3 separate regions of the Homo sapiens genome follow, and all the other regions are linked to region 1. Evidence: chromatin loops called from intact Hi-C (ENCODE). Cell type or tissue: sigmoid colon. All regions are shown on one strand. Each heading gives the region's core, and the rest is flanking DNA. Links, peaks and the distances in the headings are about the cores only. Region 1 has its middle 12 kb from the start of TMEM156. Region 2 overlaps FAM114A1 (family with sequence similarity 114 member A1). Region 3 overlaps TMEM156 (transmembrane protein 156).

Evidence for each region. Peaks named below come from ENCODE experiments on the same cell type or tissue, not always from the same donor. Only the 100,000 strongest peaks of a DNase experiment are listed, where the experiment ranks them.
Region 2: it touches region 1 in a loop (6-fold over the local background); 8 of 110 quality-filtered maps call a loop at or near these places.
Region 3: a loop joins it to region 1, with 2.9 times the contacts of the local background. A loop is called at or near these places in 7 of 110 quality-filtered maps.

The regions. Positions count from the first base shown.
Region 1 is chr4:39,040,618-39,048,575 of GRCh38, forward strand. It overlaps a transcript of KLHL5 not described here. Among named protein-coding and RNA genes, the nearest start is that of TMEM156, 12 kb to the left of the region's middle. RefSeq lists a silencer at 3,990-4,719. In sigmoid colon, for the core only: no CTCF peak of the experiment used is centred there; DNase peaks (open chromatin) are centred at 3,974, 4,514 and 4,774; H3K4me3 peaks cover 3,027 bases; H3K27ac peaks cover 2,457 bases.
Region 2 is chr4:38,918,181-38,926,138 of GRCh38, forward strand. FAM114A1 (family with sequence similarity 114 member A1) reads left to right here. Exons shown (of 15, transcript NM_138389.4): 9 at 4,590-4,713. Among named protein-coding and RNA genes, the nearest start is that of MIR574, 54 kb to the left of the region's middle. In sigmoid colon, for the core only: no CTCF peak of the experiment used is centred there; a DNase peak (open chromatin) is centred at 4,921.
Region 3 is chr4:38,962,060-38,970,017 of GRCh38, forward strand. TMEM156 (transmembrane protein 156) reads right to left here. Exons shown (of 7, transcript NM_024943.3): 7 at 4,685-5,582. Among named protein-coding and RNA genes, the nearest start is that of TMEM156, 66 kb to the right of the region's middle. In sigmoid colon, for the core only: no CTCF peak of the experiment used is centred there; no DNase peak of the experiment used is centred there; H3K27ac peaks cover 171 bases.

The DNA.
Region 1 (7,958 bases), core at 1,384-6,383:
TAAATGGAGAAGAGAAGCTGAGCAAATGAATAAAGTTATCGGTGTTGCTTATATTTTCCATAATATAGTAATAATTTCATTTTTATTCTCCTTTAGATTTTAGCAAAGTTCACTTAGAAATTCTAGATTGGTTTAGCTGTGGTGAAGAGAGCTGAGGCTGGGCGTGGTGGCCCATGCCTGTAATCCCAGCACTTTGGGAGGCCGAGGCGGGCAGATCACGAGGTCAGAAGATAGAGACCATTCTGACCAACATGGTGAAAACCCGCCTCTACTAAAATACAAAAAGTTAGCTGGACATGGTTGTGCAGGCCTGTAGTCCCAGCTACTCAGGAGGCTGAGGCAGGGGAATCACTTGATCCCAGGAGGTGGAGGTTGCAGTGAGCCGAGATCATGCCACTGCACTCCAGTCTAGCAACAAAGCAAGACTCCATCTCAAAAAAAAAAAAAAAAAAAAAAAAGCTAAGGAAATTCTCTTTCTTGTCTTTTCTTTTTTTCTTTTTTTGTATTTGGGCCAAATTGACAGGTGAACCAAGAGAAACCAGAGTGAGAATATAAGGTAAACTTCAAGGGACACACTTTTAGTTGGATTTACTTGGCCACCTTTCTCTCCTGATTTGGAGATTTGCTTCCCAGGGGTACGATCTGGTCATATTTATATAGCTCTCTATTTTAATGAGACTGATTCCACAGGAGGCTGTTCATGTCAGAACTTGGAGAGCAGAAATACTACTAAAAGAACTCCTAAGTCCTCTAAAAAAGATCACATTCCTGGGATCCAGATTTTGAACATATATACTGTATATAATCATAGTTTAATCTTTTAATCCTCCCCACCCACACACCCAGTAGGCAGAGTACAAAATGAAAAATCAAACCGTTTCTTTATTAAGCGCATTTACATACTAGGGTTAAGTTCTCTTTACTATGTATTGGTATTACACTTTAACCAGACTAAAACATTGTTAACCTCATCATCATAATTATCAATTAAAATTATTTAAGCATTCACAAAAGACATCCTACTGACATCATGTATCAAATTATCAGTAGAGTTGTCAAATTTTCTGATTATGGCTGTGTTTCCTCTCATGGAAAATTATTAAGACTTTCACAGCATGTATTGATCCATCATACCCCTCTGATTCTATGGATCCATTTATGGGCAAAGTTATAAGATCTCAGCGTAAATTCTTAGCTGTGAATGCTTCTTCAAATCCTGTTCCTTAGTATTGCCAGAATGAGAGATAAAATGCCTTTTCAAATTCTACGTTTTTTTTCTTTTGAGATGGAATCTTGCTCTGTCTCCCAGGCTGGAGTGCAGTGGCTCAACCTCAGTTCACTGCAACCTCTCCCACCCAGGTTCAAGCAATCCTCCTGCCTCAGCCTCCCAAGTAGCTGAGATTACAGGCATCCATCACCACGCCCAGCTAATTTTTGTACTTTTGGTAGAGGTGGGGTTTCACCGTGTTGCCCAGGCTGGTCTCAAGCTCCTGACCTCAAGTGATCCACCCACCTGGGCCTCCCAAAATGCTGGGATTACCCGCATGAGCCACCGCTTCCGGCCAAATTCTACTTTTAAATAAGGTAAATGTGGGCTGTGTTTTAGACCTTATTAATACATCTAAGTCACATGATTCAGTTATAAGATAAATTGCACGAAAGCTGTTTGGCCACTACAAAAGGAATACGAGCTATCTCTCCTATTTGGATTCATTAATTCATTCAAAAAATATTTGTTGATTATCTACTATATGACAGATGTGGTGAATAATAGGCACTGGAGATTTAAAAGTAACAAAACAAAGCTCTGCTCTCATGAAGTTTACATTCCAGTGGGAGCATAGAGATAAATAAACAGATGTATATGTCAGGTGGTGCTCAGTGCTGAGAAGTGAGGAGTTGGGGGGCGGGTTACAGGTTTACATGGATAGTCAGGAAAAGTGACATGATGGAGGAGGGAGTTAGCTGTGAGAACAGCTAAGAGCCTGCTAGACAGAGGAACATGTGAAGGCTGCATGGGCAAGCACTTGGCCTGTTGGCAGAAGAGGAAGGAATCCAGTGTCTGGGAGTAGCATGAGAGCCCATGGAGGCAGCCAGATCACAGGGGATGTTTTATTTAATTGTTTTTACTGGGCTGATGGAGCAAATGAGCTGAAAATACAGATCAGTAAATAAAATAAGTTTCAGGATAGAACAAACAATATATTTCACCAGGAAAAATAAAAGATCATGTATGGGAATGCCTATTTCTTTCTTTCTTTATTATTATTATTATTATTATTTAGATGGAGTCTCACTCTGTCACCAGGCTGGAGTGCAATGGCACAATCTTGGCTCACCGCAGTCTCCACCTCCCTGGTTCAAGTGATTCCCCTGCCTCAGCCTCCCGAGTAGCTGGGATTACAGGCACGTGCCACCATAACCAGCTAATTTTTATATTTTTAGTAGAGACGGGGTTTCACCATGTTGGCCAGAATGGTCTCGGATCTCCTGACCTCGTGATCCACCTGCCTTGGCCTCCCAAAGTGCTGGGATTACAGGCATTAGTCACCACGCCTGGCCGGGAATGCCTATTTCTTAAATCAGGAATTTTTACTGCAATTGTTATCTGATTAGATTGCAATGCTTTTCTAGTCTTTCTCATTATAAACCTGAAAGAAAAATGCTGAACTAAAAATCCAAGACTGAACAAGTAACTATGAGCAGGGAAGAAAAAAAAAACAACTATGAGAAGAATGTCATTGCGGTTAATGTACACAAAGGTAAACACTGAAAAATCCAATAAGGGCTGAAACGTAGTACCAAATTCCAAAAATTCAAGCAGTGGGTTTGTTTACACAATTGTCTTTTGTGTTTAAAAACAAAGTTACTGAGGTCATTTTTATCTATGGGCGTAGGTGTCATGGCACAGGAGGTGGAGGGTGTCTCTTCCACATAGCTCCGATAAAAAATGTATCCTGTACTTTGTGGTTGGAACCCTCCTTGGGAGAGTTTGTGATGTATCTTCTTCCTGACTGTAACAATCTTAAATTGTCCCATCCGCTTCCCTTTGAACTAGCTGTCCATGTGAGTACTTCATTCTTTTACATCATATTGTTTTTTCCTAACCACTTCCCCAAGTGGAAGTGCACAAAACATCCCTAAATAGATCTCCCAGCCACCCCAGGCTACCACAATTTGGTTATGTTATTTGATTATCAGTCTTCTGGACCACTTGCTTTGCTTGCATTGGGTTTTTATTACGGAGACAAACTGAAGAGCTCCTGAACAAATGTCATCTGGGGGGGAATGACCACATTCAACCATCACGGACGGAGAGCATACAGCTAACTCAGAGTAGCAAACACTAATCTACGAATAATGAACATAGGCATTATTTTAAGAACCAAAAGAAAGCACGTGGGCATTTGGTTTACACATCACTCAGAGACAAAGTAAGGAAATCCCTCCCTTCCTAATGCATCATGAGCTACGGGGGGCAGGGACCATAGCTGTTTTGCTCAAACCTGATGATGAATTAATATGTAAAGTACTTTAGTGTTTTCATAAGGCGCCAAATAAATTAGTTGTTATTCTCACGACCTAGCATATAGGAGTTCAATGTTGGGTAGAGGAATGAATAAAGAACCTACTTTTTCTGATTCTTATTATTCCACCACTGGAAAACAATGATTATGGTCACAGTGCTGAGGATCATAATTTCGATGCCACAAACCCACCACCTAGAGCACACTAATTATCAGATTATTGCAAGGGGAATGGTTACTGAGGCTGGAGAAGGGAGGCGAGTCTTAGTGAGTTCCCTTTAAGCTCTGAGACAACAGAGGCCGCCTCTCTCACGGCCTTCCAGCCCTGCAGAGGGACCTCTTCCTAACTTCCACCCCCAGGAATTCCCCTAACCCCAGTTTCAAGGGGCGGGGAACAACCAGAATCTTTGTCAGGTCCTCTACGCCACGCCCCCTCCTCGCCAGAGCCCCGCCCAGCCTGACGTCCCCTTCCCCCACTAGCTCCTCTTGCCACAGACGCTCCCGTTCCCCCACCCCCTTCCCCGGCTCGGGCCGTCCCCACGCCGCGCAGGAGAGCAAAGAAACCCCCGGCGGGGCAGTGGCGGCCGCGGCCTCTCCGGGCGCGCGACCCGGCGAGGGGGCGGGGCCTGGCGGGAGGGGGCGGGGCGGGCAGCCGACTGCGCCGCGCCGGGACTGACGGGCTAACCGGTCCCCTACCCCCACCTACTCGCCCGCCCCCTCCGGGGCCACCCGGGGACTCTGACCCCCCGGCCTGGCGCCGCCTGACGGAGCGGGAGTGGCTCGCTCCGGGCCGGCCGGCGCCGGGGATGAGGCTGCCCGGACAGGGTCTAGGGGCGCGCGAGGGGCCGAGCATCCCACTCAGCTCGCCGGCCCCGGCCCCCGCCTCCCCCGCTCCTCCCGCCTGGCCGCCCCGGCCCGCCGTGACCCACGGCCGCCTCCGGAGCCCGACGCGGTAAGTGCGACTTCCTTCTCGGCATCGGGGAGGGGGCCGCCTCGGGCAGGGCCCGCTTCCCGCCCCCACGCGACTCTCACGCCCCGCTGCGGCCTCCCGGAGCGCGCGGGGCGCGAAGACGCTGCCCCTCCCGGAGGCGGCTGCGAGGCCCTCGGGTCCGGAGGGGCTGGGCCGGGCGGGGGCCTCCGCACACCGCGCCCGGGGCTCGAACCCCGGCCCGGCCTCCCCGCTGCGCACCCCCGAGCGCCGGAGCCGGCGCCCGGGCCGCCCTGGAGTTGTGGAAAGTTGTGGACGCGGTGCTGGTGGCCGGCAGTGAGGAGCGGACTGCGGTGCACCCGTTGCTGCTTTCCCGGACTGTCCCTGCCAATAAAACAAACTGGAAACCATTTCGGATTTTTTTTTTCCTCTCCTTATTACTTGCAGGCAATTTTGACCTAAGTTTTTAAGCTTTTCTTTTAAATAATACCCTCGCCCCCGGAGTGTGGAGAATAAGACGGGGACTTCATTTTCCCGAGACCCGGCGTGCCTGGTGAAACTTTTGCATTTAGGCATTTATTTCAGTGCATGCTCTGGGATCAGAAGCTGGCGGTAAAAGTTTGCTATGTCAGAGAGTAAAGCGTTACTGTCGTTTTTTATCGCTTCATTTCATTTTCAAAAATATTCTTCAGTAGTCGACAAGTTCACAGAATTCAAAAGGTACAAAAGGGGCAGACAGGCTCACCCCACCCACCCCTGCACCCTCCCAATATTCTGTTTCTGGTGTCTTCTTCCAGAGGTTAGATGTGCGGATGCCCCTCCTGCTTGCTTTGAAAAATGAGCTGCTGTTATGTGCCTGGCATCTGCTGGTGCTAAATAAATGTTGATTCTCCTTCCTGTTAGGAAACAGTTTAATAACTCTTTTTGGTTATTAGACCTCTGGCGGCAAAAAACCAATCATGACTTTTTTTTTTTTTTCTGGTTTTCAGCATTTACAGATTTGACTGCATTGTGAATGTGTATGTCCTATTGGCTTGTTATGACTTATGTGAATACTTTTACACAAAGATGAATACACTGACGTTGTTGGGTAATTGGGCAGGGAGGGCAGAATCAACATGAAATTGTAAGAAGATGCAATATGTACAATATATAGTTCCAGAAACTATATATTTGAAGCAATCTAGCGACCATGTAGTACCATAGGATAAAACAAACTAAATGGGAAAATTGAGGTAGAGCAGGAAAAGAAGAACACAAAGTCAAGAAAAAAGATAATACCAAGTTCCTATTTAAAAGATCCTGTACTAGAGATGAGTCACAGTTTGGGCCTTGGGCTTCCTGGGAGCTAGGTAAAAAGAGAAAAAGGAACAACATAAGTTTCAGCCTGTTTTGTCTGGGCGCGGTGACTAACGCTTGTGATTCCAGCCCTTTGGGAGGCCGTGGCGAGCGGATCGCTTGAGCTCAGGGGTTCAAGACCAGCCTGGGCAACATAGTGAGACCCCTGCTTGAAAAGATAAAATAAAATAACAAAGTTTCATTTTGTTTCTAATTCCAAGATTAGAAACAAACCAGTTCTGCCCTAACCAAGGCGTTTTCCAGTAATGAGGCCTGAGAGGCGTATTTTCCTCCTGGGCCCTAATGAAAAAAGGAGATATGGGATGCAGTTGACAATATCTTTAAAACGCCCCTAAGGAAAATAGTGAATTTTGCACGACAGTGTTTTTCAATATAGGAGAGTGATAAAACTGTTAATAAGTTTTCTGAAGGAGTGGAGTCACTTGATCCATTTATAACATTTAGAATGATCTAGAACAGTATTTCCCAAACTGTGTTCTAAGGAATGAGAAAATATTTCCTTTCTTGCAACAAGATTCTGAGCTCAAGTAAGTTTGAGATAACTAGATTAGAAAATTGGTTTTACTACAGAATTTCTTGGAGATTTACTATACTAATGTTCAAGTTGCTGTTTTAAAGCGGGATGTATTTTGTAATATTTTCCAAATCTATATGACTATGTAACACAAATTGAGGACCACTGAACCTAGAAAAATAGATGAATTAGCTGGGCACGGTGGCTCACGCCTGTAATTCCAGCACTTTGGGAGGCCAAGGTAGGTGGATCACTTGAGGTCAGGAGTTCAAGACCACCCTGGCCAACACAGTTAAACCCCGTCTCTACTAAAAATACAAAAATTAGCCGGGAGTGGTGCCACGTACCTGTAGTCCCAGCTACTAAGGAGGCTGAAGGAGGAGAATCGCTTGAACCTGAGAGGTGGAGGTTGCAGTGAGCTGAGATGGTGCCACTGCACTCCAGCCTGGGCAACAGAGTGAGACTCCATCTCAAAAAATAAAAAAAGATGAGTTATCTATTCTTCAGGCAGTTCTTCATTAGTATTTCTTACAACTGAGGTTTAATGAGAATTGGAAAGCAAAGAGTTGAAGTTAGCCAATTTGTTAAGGACCAAAGTGAAGATAATCTAAAAGTCGGCATTTTAACATACTGTATAGCAAAGGAGAACACTACTTTCCCCCGAATTCTTTCACATTTCTTCATTGTTCTGCAAGTTGCCTGTTGAAGGACCTCTAGGGCACCTTCTTCTGTGCTTCAGGGTACTTAGTGTCTATGAATTAGACTAGGCATAGGCAAGTTGAAGTCCTTGAGGAATGACTTTATTCTTGGATGTAAATATGGGATTGACATTTTTTATCACAAACACTATTTGTACTGTTAATTTACTGTCAAATCATAAGCATTCCATAGCTATGAGAAACCTAAGAGAACACAGTACAGAGTGGAAAGAGCGAAGATTTGAAGCCAGAAAGTCTGGGATTGTGTCACTGCTGTATGTGCAGGGTTGTTTCCAGCCGGTTGATGAACCTCCCTGAATCTATTTCCTTATTTGTAAAATTAGAATGATGAGAGCACATAAATTCATTTATGGAATAAATGTTGAGAATCTACTGGGTACTGGGTAGTAGAAAAACAGCTTTAAGAGAACAAATGAAATAATGTATCAAGAATCCTTCACTGTCTAAATTTATTCCATTCCTGAGTGCAGGTGGCAAGAGTATGGAAGGCAAGGAATTGCACCTATCCAAATGTATTTGGTTCCAGAGTTCGAGATGGCAAGTACAGAGAGTTGAGAGAATGAGGTGTTGGTCCAAAAATTTATCAGAATCCATTCGGTTCTTGTGTTCGGATGATGAGTTTGGATAATGAGGGGCACTTCCATTCCAAAGTATTCTCCAAATGATAGTGCTATACAAAATGATACCATTCTGAAAATAGAGGGCCAGAGCTGTTCATTGCTTCACTCCATTTATGAGAAAGGGGTTTGCTGAGTATACCAGGCAGGATAGATTATGCTGTGGTAACAAAAGAACTCTCACATCCTGTTGATTTTAAACAGCAAAGATTTTTTTCTGTTATACTACATGCTGAAGCAGGTCAGCAAGAGAACTCCATTACAAATGGTCAGTCTCAGGCTGTTGGAGGCTGT
Region 2 (7,958 bases), core at 1,869-6,868, 120 kb before region 1:
GCCATTGCACTCCAGCCTGGGCAGCAAGAGCGAAACTCCGTCTCAAAAAACATAATAAATAAATAAACAGTCCTACAAATGTATGGGTCAAAAACAGTAAGAGTTATTCTTCACTCCTGTAATAGTCCAAGATAGGAGTGCCTGGTCAGCAGGCAGCATTCCTGCATTTAGGGCTTCAGGAACCAGACTGTGTCCGTCTTGTGGCTCCGCTAGGCCCGTTCCAAGGTACACAGGCCTCCAGCAAGAAAACAAATGGAGGCTTAGACTGAGGTTGACACACGTAGCGAATAAAAATACGGGATGACTAGTTACATTTTAACTTTAGATGAACAATGAATACTTTTTCAGTATAAATGTGTCCCATGCAATATTTGGGACACATACTTATATGTAGAAAATATTCACTGTTTATCTGAAATTCAAGCTTAGCTAGGCATCCTGTATTTTATCTGGCAACCCTACACATACCAAGTATTTAAAAGTTAAATAATTTTGGGGCCAGGCACGGTGGCTCACACCTGTAATCCCAACACTTTGGGAGGCTGAGGCGGGCAGATCACTTGAGGCCAGGAGTTCGAGACTAGCCTGACCAACATGGCAAAACCCTGTCTCAAATAAAAATACAAAAATTAGAGCCAGGCATGGTGGCACTGCCTATGGTCTAAGGTAGATGTAAAACCGGGTGAGCTGGCTGGGCACAGTGGCTCACGCCTGTAATCCCAGCACTTCAGGAGGCCGAGGCAGGTGGATCACCTGAAGGCCAGGAGTTCAAGACCAGCCAGGCCAACAAGGCAAAACCCCATCTCTACTAAAAATACAAAAATTAGCAGGGTGTGATGGCACATCCCTGTAATCTCAGCTACTCGGGAGGCTGAGGCACGAGAGTCACTTGAACCTGGGGGGCGGAGGTTGTAGTGAGCCGAGATCACACCACTGCACTGCAGCCTAGGTGACAGAATGAGACTCTGTCTCAAAAATAATAAAAATTAAAACGGTAAAGAACTTTAGAAACAAATTGTTAAAGAAAATGTATTCCATCCTCTTAACTTGACAAACATACTTGTATAATGACCTGGAAGGCCAAGTTCCCATTTGAATTCCCAGACTCCTCAAATTTGAATTCCCAGACTCTGCTTCAGCCTGCCTGCCTCCTATCTGCAGCTCTATCTCTCACCCCAGGGAACGTTATGTGGCTGTGGGAGGATGCCCTAGTTCAAGCTCCAGCCATACCCCCTGTAAGCAGCACCTCTTAGCTATCCCGTGGGCTGAGGGATACACAGCCAGTGGCACCATCCCACTGTCAGGAGCACAGCCTAGGGAAGAGTTCCATGCAGGCTGTGAGAGGGACCCTTTGGTGACCTGGAGAGTATTCTAGAATGGAGATGTGGGCTCTGGTGGGACCATTTCTTGGGCCTGGGGACTCCCCTGTGTTGAAGCCTAAAGGCAGTGTTGGATTTCCCTGCCCTCTGAGGGCTTATTGTCTTCTGAGTCACATCAGCATAAGGAGAGAGAGTGTAGAGAGGACACTCCCATGTTTTAAAAGCCTTGCCTAGAAATGATGCACATCATCCCTGCTGACAGTCATGATGCACATCTTCTCTGCTGACAGTCCATTGGCTGAAACTCAGACCCCATCATGGAAATATAAGGAATTACTATCGTTACTATTTTACTAGATTGATTCTAGGATGGCAACAGGCATGGCGATGCGGTGTTTGATAAAGGTTAAAGAGAAACTAATCATTTTCGGCTGGGCGCGATGGCACACCTGTAATCCCAGCACTTTGGGAGGCCAAGGTAGGCAGATCACTTGAGGTCAGGAGTTTGAGACCAGCCTGGCCAACATGGCGAAACCCTGTCTCTACAAAAAATACAAAAATTAGCAGGGAGTGGTGGCGTGTACCTATAGTCCCAGCTACTCAGGAGACAGGCAGGAGAATCGCTTGAACCCGGGAGGCGGAGGTTCCAGTGAGCCAAGATTGCACCACTGCACTCCAGCCTGGGCAGCAGAATGAGACCCGTCTCAAAAAAAAAAAAGAACAGAAAAACTAATCATTTTCATCACCATTATACTCCACAGTTAGGAATAGTAAACAAAAATCTTCACAATGGCAGCACACACCTCCTTTCAAGGAAAAGATTTATAAGACAGCCTCTCTACCCTGTGTCCTGAACAACACTCAGCACTGTGCCAAGCATATAGTCAGCATTCCATAAATACTTATGGAGAAGTGTGTGATTATGTCATATTTATTATTGGATTGAACTAAAGATTCAATGCACATGGCCTTGGCATAATGCAATGAGCTAGGAGAAAGCAGGAGAGATGCTATAGTGGAAAGATGCTGACAAAAGAGTGCTTCGCTAAAGAAAACCCTTCCCAGGGGTGCCCCAAATGGAAAACCCCAATGCTCTCCCTTCCAGATGATTGCCATCCGCCAGAAGACATAGGCAAACACAAATGTTCCACAGGTCTGCATACCTTTTCACTAAGCATGGTATTCAAACACATTTATTCAATAATTAATGTTAGAAAACTGCAGTTTAGAAAATAGATCTGAAGCCTAAGAATACGTTGATGCACATCTGGGACCCTGACCCCTAAACATGAGTGTGCGAGCTGAAATGAAGAGTCTGAGAAGGTCAGGGCAGAACGGAGTGGCGTGCAGCCATGAGTCTGGGCACATTTACTTCCACCTGCTGAACTCCACGCTAATGGGTTTTGTGTTGATGACTTCCTGCAGAGCTTCCTCCCAGAGCCTCAGTGCTGGCTGCATTATGCCCTGGCAATGAGCTTTAGCAACTTTTAGGAAAATGGTGTCCTGGTATCCCAGATGCCCTCTCTACCTCTCTCAGTTATCCCGATGTGCTCATCTATTACCACAATGAATATTAAAACCTATTCCAAAGAGGACTACGGCTCCACCGCTGTCTCTCTCGCCAGAGCAAGAGTTTGACCTGCAGAATGAAAAAATAAAACTTTACTACTTTATACTTATACTTAATATTTTATAAGGTGCCTTCCCTGTGCCCTTTTACCATTTTGGAAATTCAAATCAATCTTCAGAGAATGAGCGGCCATCTGTACAAATAATGTTCTGTTTTTTTTGAAACAGGATCTTGCTGGAGTGCAGTGGCACAATCATAGTTCACTGCAGCCTCAAACTCCTGGGCTCAAGCAGTCCTCTTACCTCAGCCTCTTGAGCAACTGAGACCACAGGCGTGCACCAGCATTCCTGGCTAATTTTCTTAAAATTTTTTATAGAGATGGGGTCTCACTATGTTGATTGCTTGAGCCCTCAAACTCCTGGGCTCAAGTGATCCTCCCGCCTCAGCCTCCCAAAATGCTGGGATTACAGGGGTGAACCACCATGCCTGGCCTGTACAAATAATTGTTAACTGTATACAGAGGATAGTTTCAAAAGAGGGGCTCTAAAGACAGTGAGCAGGGAAGACGTCAGTCCCAGCATCACCTCCTCTGTGAAGCCCTCCCTGTGTGTACCCTCTCAGTTCCCCAAGGGGGAAGGACAGTGCCCTTCCTAGTGCTTCCCTCCACTGTACCCTCCTCTCATGCCTGTCATAGTTGTTCTTGGTTGACACAGCCTCACTCCTTTAGCCTGCAAGATGTTGGAGAAGAAAAATGTGTCTTGTGCATTTTTGTAAACCCAGTGTGATAACTGACATCTAGCAAGTATATATGTGCATCTATAGATGCGTATTTATTTATGTTTATATATGGATGCATGTTTGTTTATTTATTTATTCATTCATTTATTTTTTGAGATGGAGTCTCGCTCTGTCACCAGGTTGGAGTGCAGTGGCGCGATCTCGGCTCACTGCAAACTCCGACTCCCTGGCTCAAGGGATTCTCCTGCCTCAGCCTCCTGAGTAGCTGGGATTACAGGCATGCACCACCACACTCAGCTAATTTTTGTATTTGTAATAGAGACGGGGTTTCACCCTGTCGGCCAGGATGGTCTTGATGTCCTGACCTCGTGATCCGCCTGCCTCGGCCTCCCAAAGTGCTGGGATTACAGGCGTGAGCCACCGCGTCTGGCCGTATGCATGTATATTTATAAGTATTGAGCATCACTCTAAGTATTTTAAGTAGATTACTTCATTTAACCCTCAAAACAACCTTATAAGGAGGTGCAATTAGTTTCCATTTTATGGATAAAGAAGCTGAGGCATTAAAAGGTTAAATAAGTTACCGAAGGTCATAGTAAGTGAGGAGCTGACATTTGACTGCAGGGTTGATGTCAAACTGCGTTTTTAACCACTGTGATAGAAGAGCTACCACCACCATTTATGCAGCACATACTGTGTGCAGTTGTGCAAAGTATTTCACATTTTGTATCTCATTTACTCCACAAAGAATCTCCCTTTAAAAATGAGAAAACTGAGACCCAGAGAGCTTATCTAACTTGCACAAAGTTGCACAGTTAACATGCATCAAGCCAACATTCAACCCAGCGATACCTCCCACACCATGAATCACTTTTGTCCTGGGAAAACTGGGGACCGCTGTGTGTAAACGTTATTAACGAGAAGAAAAGATGACAGTCGTGCTGACCTATTTCTTTTTTCAGGTTCAGTCATTTTTAGCATCACTTGATGGAGAGAAGCTGGAACTCTTAAAAAATGACCTAATTTCCATTAAAGACATCTTTGCAGCCAAAGAATTAGAGAATGAAGAAAATCAAGAAGAACAAGGTAAAGGAAAATAACTTAAATAGCAAGACAAACTGTTGGCATAATCCTTACGAAACTGCTGTTAATGAACACAGCCCTTTGAATTACTTAATTCAAGTGCTCCTCCTCCATGCTTCCAAAAGACACTGTGCATCTGCTCTTGTTACAGGAGCTGGTCACATTGATTTATAAGACTCTCTTTCACTGGTCGGGAACTCCTATTGGTCCTCTGGTGTTCGGCACAATCCCTGGCACATCACAGGCATGCAGTAAATGTGAATGCATATAGTCAGATAAACAAAGACTGCAATGTGCTAAGCAGAGCCCTGATGACTAGAGTTTATGCTGCCACTTTTTTTTTTTTTTTTTTGAGATGGAGTCTCGCTCTGTTGCCAGGCTGGAGTGCAGTGGCGTGATATCGGCTCACTGCAACCTCCACCTCCCGGGTTCAAGTGATTCTCCTGCCTCAGTCTCCTGAGTAGCTGGGATACAGGCGCTTGCCACCACGCCCAGCTAATTTTTGTATTTTTAGTAGAGACGGGGTTTCACTATGTTGGCCAGGATGGTCTCGATCTCTTGACCTCATGATCTGCCTGCCTCGGCCTCCCAAAGTGCTGGGATTACAGGCATGAGCCGCCTTGCCTGGCCTATGCTGCCACTTATAATTTTTATCTGCATGTGAAAGTTATTTAGTGTGATTAATGTTGATGGTGGGCAAATCTTTCCCTGAATTTTTTTGTATATTTTTCTTATTCCTTTTAATTTATAGGTGTAAGAGTTCGGGTATATTTGCAGGTGTCCTACGCTCTACCTAAAAAGTTCAGTTCTGACAAAGTCTGTACCATTTTCTGACAGTGCACCAGGGCATGCTACATCAGGTTGGCAACCACACTTCCCAATAATCTTCCACCCAGATGATAACTTGACCTCAAGGAGATTAGAACTTATTTTATGAGAAGCAAGGCTTCCTTAAGAGGGGAAAACTTATTCTCTGGGTTGGGCATGGTTAATGATTCCTTTAGGTTGTCCATTTGGGAGCAGAAGAGAGTAAAACATTTGCTATGTACTTGAAGAGAGATTTCTTACTGATGTCATAACCACCGACCCACAGTTGTTTTGTGTAGGTTATGCTGAAAGGTCAGACAACCTCAGAGACAGGTCTGGCTTCTCCTAGGACCTTTGGAAGGGTCCCATTTGAAACATTTTCACCATTTTCTTGCTATATGGCGTTAAACAAGTTATATACCCTTTCTGAAATGCAGTATCTTCACTTGTAAAATGGAGACAATGATATATATATCAGGTTCAAGAGCTGTTGTAGGGGGTCATGTTAGATAATATATCTAAAAACATATATTACAGTGCCTGGCACACAGAACTGCTCGAAAATGTTAGCTGTGCTTATTACTTAAAGTGCGAACACAATGCCAGGAAAAAGTAAAGGTGCAATAAAGTATAACTTTCATGTATTATTATGCTCGTTGTTATTACCCGGCATGCAAAGTAATGAGAATGTGCATTCTTAAATCGCTGGCAGTGTTTTGTGCCTGATGTGTTACATTCTTTTAATCAAAGCTCTGACACAAGAGCTCAAATGCTTGAGCCTTGATGTTCAGGGCGAAATTATTCTAGGCATTCAGAAACTGTCATTTAGACACCCTTTCCCTCTTTAGCTCCACACACTGACCTTACATGCCTTCAGCTTAATGAGATTTATGCTCATTGCATCAAAATAAAAGAATCAATTATACTGAAGCATAGAAAGAGGCCGTATCAGAGACAGTTGGGAATCATGTTTTTGAGCATTAGTATGTTCCTCCCGGAGTCACAAAGGATGACAGCCTTGTCTTTGTTTTTCTAATGAAGAAACTAAAACACTAGCTGTCAAAGGTCATGTAGCTCGCCTTGTGGACCCAGGATGAACTAATAGATGCCCCTTTCCCAGACTAGCAATCACCAAAAAGAATCAAGCTATTTCTCTTCAAGAGTCATGGTGTCTGAGGTAGACCTTGGTCCTATTAAGGGTGTCATTTAGAAAGGACAAAAAGAGAATCCCAGATTCCCCCCAACATCAAGGAGATATTGTTGCCAATGCAACTAAAGAAATATTGCATCCCCAACTGGTGCTATTCCTTGGAGGGGAAACTTAATTTCAACTTAAATAGAAAATGTTGCTGTAAGTGATGTGTTCTAGTCTTAGTGTAGACCTTCAGTAAATTCAGTTTCTTTAAATACACATTCACATATACACATAGAAAAACCTGAAGTGCGAACAGCATGCTTTAGCAATGGTAGGTTTGCCTCGCCTTAATTTGACAAAACCCTGTTATCTCCCATAATATATCAATTTTCCCAAGAGGGCATCTCCAGATTTTCAAAACACTGTTAATGTTAATTAACTTAATTTAATAAATAAATGTCCTTCAGAAACTTAATGAAGAACTGGGAGAAAAGAATAGACGTTGTCATTAAATCAATCCAATTATCGAGTGTCACAACCCCAGAAAGGTTCAGGGATTATGCAAAAGCTGTCGTAAGGAATCTTTGCAGTGGGGGAAATCCAGGAGCAATCCAGCAGAAAATCTAGGAGCAAAATTCTGGAAGAAAACTGAGCATTTTCATCCATTTTTTTCCTTGTAAGCATTATGTTCCTAAAAGCCCCCTAACAACTAAATAATTTATTTGGTACTCTCAGAAAATGTAATAAACTATCATTTTTTAGATGAATTTAATATCAGTCTCCTCTGCATTTAATAATGTTAGCTAATGATTTGCATGTTTGTTTTTCCAGCAGAGTGTAATTTTATCACACTGCCATAGATCCCTTAATGTGATTTACCATGGCTGAGAAGAGATTTTAAAAGGCCATTTTCTATTTTTATTGCTTCGGTGAAGATCTTCTTGGCCATGTGTACAGACCAAGAGTTGTAGTAATAGGTATTGTTTGTTGCAATATTTATTATCATCTGTTTTTATCAACCTCCATTTTTCTCTATGATTTTTTTTTTCCAAAATAGTTTCTAAAACTTGCTTTGTATGTTTTACAGAATTAATACACCTTTAAAAGCTGGAGCTCTACAAAGTGCTTGTATCTTAATTTAGTGTTGATTCCTCCCAAATACTTTTAATCTCCCTATGTTTGTATCAGTGTAGCACATAATTTGTTTACATAAAACTTTGTGTTTACAAAACACTTTCACGTTTGTTGCAGTATTTGGTCCTTACAACAGCTGTAAAGAGGATATGAGTGGGTTTTATTGTCCTCA
Region 3 (7,958 bases), core at 2,959-7,958, 77 kb before region 1:
CATGGTGGGGAGGGACCCAGTGGAAGATCATTGAATCAGGAGGGCGATTTCCCCCATACTATTGTCATGGTAGTAAGTCAGTCTCATGAGATCTGATGGTTTTATAAGGGGAAACTCATTTTGCTTGGCTCTTATTCTCTCTTGCCTGCCGCCATGTAAGACATGGCTTTCACCTTCTGCCATGATTGTGAGGCCTCCCCAGCCATGTGGAACTATGAGTCCATTAAACCTCTTTTTCTTTATAAACTACCCAGTCTTGGGTATGTCTTTATTAGCAGTGTGAAAACAGACTAATACATATATGTACCACATTCTCTTTATTCATTCATCCATTGATGGATCTGTAGGTTGGTTTCATATTTGGGCTACTTTGAATAGGGCTGTAATAAACACTGAGGTGCAGGTAGTTCTTGGATATATTGATTTCCTTTCCTTTGGATAAATACCCAGTAATAGCACTGCTGGATCGTGTGGTAGTTCTATTTTTAGTTTTTTAAGAAACTTTCGTACTATTTTTCATAATGGCTGTACTAATTTACATTCTCACCAACAGTGCACAGGAGTTTCCTCTTCTCTGCATCCTCTCCAGCATTTATGTTATTTTTTGTCTTTTTGAGGATGGCCATTTGACTTGGAGTGAGATGATACCCCAGCATGGTTTTGATTTATATTTCCCTGATGATTAGTGATGTTGAACATTTTTTCATATACTTATGTCTTCTTTTAAAAAAAAGAAGTCTATTCAGAACCTTTACCAAAGTACATAATTCCCAGTTCACAGAAGATTTTTTAAATGTATATTTTAGTTTTCATGGCTCTAGGTTAATCTGGTAATACACCTTACTTAAATTTTCAAAACTTAAGAACTCCTTTCCACTCATTATCCTAAGATTGCCATCCATCATAATAGTACAAATAGTTGGAGATGGTGAAGAAACATGTAGACAGAAAAAGAAGTAAAATAGACAAGGAGACAGAGAAGGAAGTAAATGGAGTCAAATTATGAGAATAAACTGTGTCAGAAAATTGAGTCCAAGTCTTTATTCCACAATGTTTGACAGAAAGGGAAAGGAAGATAGTTCAGAGAGAGAGAAACAGACAGGAGTTCTCTACTGACAGAAGGAGAAGGTAAGGATGGATGCAATTCAGTACAATATTTGTCTATTTTTGAATTTTATTTTACTAAATATTAAGTAGGTACTAAAGTTCATTTTACAATATATATAAGCTATATAGAATTGTGACCCAATGAACTCTCATACACCTGCCCCCAAGTTTATAAAAGAACATTATCCTTGGGCTAGAAGGCCCTGATGTGTGGGCCTCCAATTCCATCCCCTTACAGATAACCTGAATCTACAGCCAACATCTGGCTAACTCCATTAACCCAGATGACTATTGCTTGGGAGAAGCAGGTTGGAGAGAAGTGAGTACCTATCATCAGAGACTCAGAAGCTGGAGATGATATGGTTCCCTCTCTCACTCACAGTCTGGTAGGGAAAGAGAAATGAATACAACTAGCTGTGGTACAAGGCAAGATGTGAGAAGTACCATGATAAGAGGACTAAATCCTAGAAAAACACAGAAACAACAGACATTGTTCCATCTGGGGTGAGCAGGGGAAACTTCATGGACAAGGTGGCCTATCTGCCTTTCGTGTAAAGGATTTATAAAGATGAAAGGAAAGGGCAAATGTAACAATCATTAAAAAGGCAGGGAAAAGAAGGTGGTCTGAATGACTATTTCATCCAGGGATGACTAAGTATAGGAGAGGGAAGAGTCCAACTTCAGGCTAGGATGAAAGTACAGAGTTTGGTAGAAATCCCCTGGAAAATAAAAATTCTTCTAGAAACTAAAAACTAGCTATAAGTTTGGGCAATATTTATTTTCTGCACACGGGAGTCTGGAAGGTTGTCATGTGTGTCTCATCTCTCCTCCTTTCTCTGCCTACCCTATCACCCCTGCATCAAATCACTTACCAAGCACCACCAATTCTCCATCCATATCCTCTCTTCTATCTCTTCTTTTTGTCACTCTAATTCCACTGTGTGCTTAATGACTGAAAGACTCCTGCATGGTGCCATGTTTCCTCTCTCCCTCTTCAATCTACACCTGAATCCTTTGAAAGGCAGGCTAGGGACCTGGCTGCTTAGCAGGACACAGAGGTCAAGGAGGTGAGTGTGGCTTACAGCTGGGGAGGAAAGCCTGCAGTGAGAGCCACGAACACAGGACTAAGCCACAGGTCATAGGGAGGGGGTATGGGTGGGTCAAGGTCAAGTTTGGAACCAACTGGAAAGCAGGGTACACGAAAAGCTAGTGGTGTCAATGGGAAGCCTTCAATCATACCAGGCACCAAGGACCACTGGTTGGTTTTTACTGGGGCCAGTTGTATGGGGAGGGGGACAGAACTACCAGGCTAGGGGAGGCACACAGAACCAGTGACCACATAACAACTCCAGTGAGATGTCTTCTTCCAGGGCCCAGTTCACCCAGCCTCCTTGCGCTCCTTGAAGACATCTTTGACAGTGCTCTCAGCCGCAGCCACTTCTCTCAGGCACGCCCTCCATCCATTTTGCTCCCTTTGCCCTGTCTCTACCCCACAAGGCAGATTGTAGAAGCTGCACAGGTTTTGCAGCCTGACCAACCTAAGACTGAAGAATATCAATCAATAGGATTGGTGAGCTTCACTTGGCCTCAGCTTCCTCAGAGAGAATGACACCTGTTTCAAGGCATCATTGTGAGGAATAAATGAGAGTACACGGGGCCCATGCCAGGTGTAGAGTGAAGGCTCGATAAATAGGTCTTCTTAATTTTTCAGAGACAGGGTCTCACTCTGTTGCCTAGGTTGGAGTGCGGTGGTACAACCATAGCTCACTGCAGCCTCACACTCCTGGCCTCAAGCAATCCTCCTGCCTTTGCCTCTCACAGTGCTGGGATTACAGGTGTGAGCCACTGCACCCGGCCTAGTGCTTTACCCAACAAATATTTACAAAGAACCTACTGTGAGCCAAACACCTTACCAGCTGCTGGGGATTTTATGGTGAGCAGAACCAGACATGTTCCCTGTCCTCATGCAGCTTCCAGTCTAGAGGGGAAGACAGACATTAATTCGTAACCACAAAAATAATGACAAAGTAACAGGTATGAAAAGGGCTATGGGGGCTGAGAACGTGTTTATTTGAGAGGTTTGGTGATTCTGAGAATCAGGAAAAGCCATCTTCAAAACCCTGCTCAAAAGCCTGCCCTAATTCCTCCCAACTGGAAGTGATCCTATTGGCTTGTAAATTCTCAGCAGGAAGCATGCATCCTGCAATTGACACTTAGCTTACCGTATTGTGTCCAGTATTTTCACCAGTGGTGTACACATCCTGTCTCCTCTGCCAGAGTGTAAATTCTCTGTAGGCAGAGTAGGCCATCTACATCTTTGCGTGCGTCACAGTATCTGTTAAAAGTCGATTATTTTAATGAATCGGCGAAATTAGCTTCCTGAAAGCTGCCACAATTTAACTGGACTCGAAGCTTTATGTTTGCTTTTTGCAAGCCAAGTTCTCATTGATTTCTAAGTCATTGGTCAGAACATAAGAGGTGGTGTGTAGGGAAACAATAATTTGGCTTCTGAGAAATTGCATAATATCCATACCTCACAGGGTGTAATGCCCCTTCACTACCGCTGAAAAATCCCAGACCTGAGTTTGACTCACCTATTATTTAGGGATACACAGACCAGAAAAAGTGAGACTACTGTAATTCCGTTTGCGAAATCTTCAATCTCTAAATTTTACAATTAGAATCTCAATTTGTGATCTAGAGAAAAAATAATCGAATACCAGAAAAAAAAACCTCTGTGTGCTGGAATATTCATGCCTGTTAGATTGCTTATGTAGGAAGGGAAAAATATCTTTTCCTCCTACCCTTTTAAATTCAGAGCTGAATCCTTTATAATAAAAGATTAACCAGAGAAAAACATAGTGGTTTATTTAAACAAGTTCTACGTAACACAAGGGCCATCCTCAGGAAGTGAAGATCAGAGGAAACAGTTACACTTGAGTGTTTTTAGTAGTAGGTTTGATGAAGAATGGAGAGACACTTGCAGAAATATGATCAGGCAAAAAGAGTACTAGATCTAATAGGAATAAATGGAGGGAAACTTAGCAGAGCCCGTTTGTTCAGATTCTCCTCTGGGTCCCTGTGTCTTGGGAGATAGGGAACTGCCTTTCCTCTGTGGATACAGGAAGAGCACCTCTCACATGAGGGTCCTATGATGTGTTTTAGAGGAAGGTCAGCAAAGGTTTTATTACCTGCTTCCGGGGAGAAAGGTGGCAAAGGAAGGTCAGAGTAATATTTCCACTTAAAATTTGCCATTTTCTCAAATCCTTCAGCTTAAAAAATTCAGTTTGCCAAGGTGCCATATTTTGGGGCAGCGTGTCCTCAACCCCATCACTGATTATTAAATCTGACCCTGCAGTTAATCCTGTAAATCAACTCAGATAAGCAACTGTAGCCATATAATGATGGCCAGGAGATTAAGTTCCACCTTAACTCTGGAAAAGCATGTTTATATTTTAATGTCAAGAGCTGCCCTCTTGTCTATATGTGCTTTTTTATTGTTATTAGTAACTATAATTATGCTTGACATTAACAATGGCTATAACAAATATGAAAGCCAAAAGAATCAAAGGAAACGTTTTGCTATTAAAGTACTTAAGTATTTTATTTAAATTCGTTTTATTGGTATCTTTGATTTTTTTTTTTTTTTTTTTTTGAGACAGAGTCTTGCTCTGCACCAGGCTGTAATGCAGTGGCGTGATCTTGGTTCACTGCAAACTCTGCCTGCCAGGTTCAAGTGATTCTCCTGCCTCAGCCTCCTGAGGAGCTGGGACTACAGGCGCGCACCACCACACCCAGCTAATTTTTGTGTTTTTAGTAGAGACAGGGTTTCACCATGTTGGCCAGGATGGTCTCGATCCCTTGACCTCATGATCCTCCCACCTCAGAATCCCAAAGTGCTGGGATTACAGGCATGAGCCACTGCGCCTGGCCTCTTTGAATTTTTTTAAAAACATCCTGGTGCTAAAAGGCAGCAAGATTCATAAATGCAAACAAACATATAAATAAACAACCAGGCCCTCTTCCCTTTTAAATAATCTGTGAAATAAAAATAATCTATCTGCATAGGAAACAATTATCAAATCAGCATCTACAATGTGGCCCAATAAAAGAAAGGGTTTTCATATTTGATCCTGTTTTTGGTTCCTCAAAATTAAAAACTTGGCTCCACTCTGTGCTGTATAATGATAGATTTTTTTTAAGAAGAGAGAGAGTGGGAATTCTCTTGCTGTTTCCATGGGTTTCATCATCTTTTTTTCCATGACTCATAATGGCTTCTTGCAAACACTCTTGTTCCCTTGATCTCATGGAGCGAATGAATGCTCTTAAGCTAGTTTTCATCAACCAGTCAGCATTCCTCCTGCTTTCCAACTGTGCATCCTCAGCTGGACACAAACATTTTCCAGTCTACTCATTCACAAAATAAACTTCTGAGTATTCTTCAAAGGGCTCGGTCCAACTTGCCCGGGGATATTCTGAAGATTTAAATAAAAGCAAGAAAATATTATTCACACAAAAATTTTGTTAAGTGTTACTTGAATTAGAATGGGCAGAAAACAATTTTAAAACCGTTTGTTAAAACTATGGCTTATAAGACCACCAAAAAATGTTCTCAAGTCTCTGATTCAGGGCTCTTTCAGGGCAACCTGACCGCCTCAGCCTCCCAAAGTACTGGGATTACAGGCGTGAGCCACCACACCCTTCCATGACTTCTTTTCCTTTGGGTAGATACCCAGTAGTGGGATTGCTAAATGGAACAGTAGTTCTATTTTTAGTTTTTTGAGAAATCTCCATACTGTTTTCTGTAGTGGCTATACTAGTTTACATTCCTACCAGCAGTGTATAAGAGTTCCCAAAGTTGGGACAGTTATTCTCCCTTTTCAGGGTGACCCCAGGACTGATTCTGTGTTACGCCATGACACCCCCCATTATATCCCTAAGAAGACATTGTGCTCAGTGATAACAAACTTCTCAGCCTAGGACCAAGGAAACCTAGAGTCTCCACTAACCTCTGCTGCTACAGCATGTTTGGTTTATTTTCTATATCTATCAAATGAAAGTGTAAGTGTTCATGCCAGTTTCTTTCAATTATAACATTCCATGATTCTAACACAGAGACATAGAAATTGGGATTTATTCATTTACTCAACAAATCCTTATTGAACATCTAAACGCTAGGCATCATGTCCTCTGAAGGAGGAGTCTCTCTATCGTGCTCCCCAAGTCCCTCTCTTCACATGTGAACACCTTTATCATGTTACTTGAGTCTTTATTGGAATTAGGGCTTCTCTAATCTGACTCCTCCATTGACTACATTGTTGTTTTTGCCAATGAGTAGGATTCTCAACATACAGTAGGTGGTCAAAAATCATTTGGTGAATGAACAAAGAAAGAGGAACTCTTCAGATGCAAAGATAAGCATCCCAGAATGAACAACCAGAATGAGAGGTCTCGAGCATAATAATATCCAGTAATATTTCATTGACACAATCATATGACTACACTATATGCTACTTAGGAATTTCTGAGCCAACAGCAGACCCTGGTTGCACTGAGACCCAAAGTACTAAGACCTGCCTCTCTTTAACCTTGAACACAGACAGATTCTTGGCACTAAGTTTCAATTTGGCGTATTGAGCCATCGACGCTGGATCCCTTTGGCTGCCTCTCCCAATCTGCCCTCCACTCGTTTCCACCCTACTTGGTGCCCTGGGAGGCCAACTTACATAACTGCCTCCGCTGGGCTCCAGTGCCCTCTGGCTCTGGCTGGGTTTGGTCAATGGGGGAGTACTAGCACATTAGAGGAAGAGATGATGGCAAAGTTGGGGTTTGTTTGTACAAATTTATGGGGTACCTGTTAACTTTTGTTCTATGTATATAATGCATAGTGATTAGTGATCAAGTCAGAATACTTAGGATATCTGTCGCCCAAGTACAATACATTTTTGTGTAATTATAGTCACGCTACTGTGCTTTCACACATTCAATGTATTCCTTCTATCTGACTGTACATTTGTACCCTTTAACCCATTTCCCTTCACTTTAATCCATTTCCCTTCATCCTCTCCCCACAACTTACCTTTCCCAGTCTCTGTTCTCTATCTTTCCACTCTACTTCCATGTGATCAACTTTTTTAGCTCTCACCTACAAGTGGAGAACATGTGATATTTGCCTTTTTGTCCGTGGCTTACTTCACTTGAGATAATGACCTCCAGTCCCATCCAAGTTGCTGCATATGGCACGATTTCATTTTTTATGGCAAATATTTCATTGTATATATGCACCACATTTGTTTATCCATTCACCTGTTGATGGGCACTTAGGTCCATTCCATATCTTTGCTATTGTGAATAGTGCTACAATAAACATGTGAGTATAGGTATCCCTTTGCTATAGTGATTTATTTTCTTTTTCCGTTTCTTTCTTTTTTTGTTTTTTAAGACATGGTCTCATTTTGTCTCCCAAGCTAGAGCGCAGTGGCATGGCATGAACACAGCTCACTGCAGCCTCAACTTCCCAGGCTCAAGTGATCTTCCTGCCTCAGCCTCCCCAGTAGCTGGGATTTCAGACACGTGTCACCACGCCTGGCTAATTTTTGTATTTTTTGTAGAGACAGGGTTTCACCATGTTGCTCAGGCTGGTCTCGAACCCCTGAGCTCCAGCAACCTGCCCACCTCAGCCTCCCAAAGTGCTGGGATTACAGATGTGAGCCACCACACCCTGAGGTGATTTATTTTCCTTTGGGTAGATACCCAGTAGCGGGATTGCTGAATGGAAGAGTAGTTCTATTTTAAGTTTTTTGAGAAATATCCTACTGTTTTCTGTAGTGGCTATACTCTTCCTACCAACA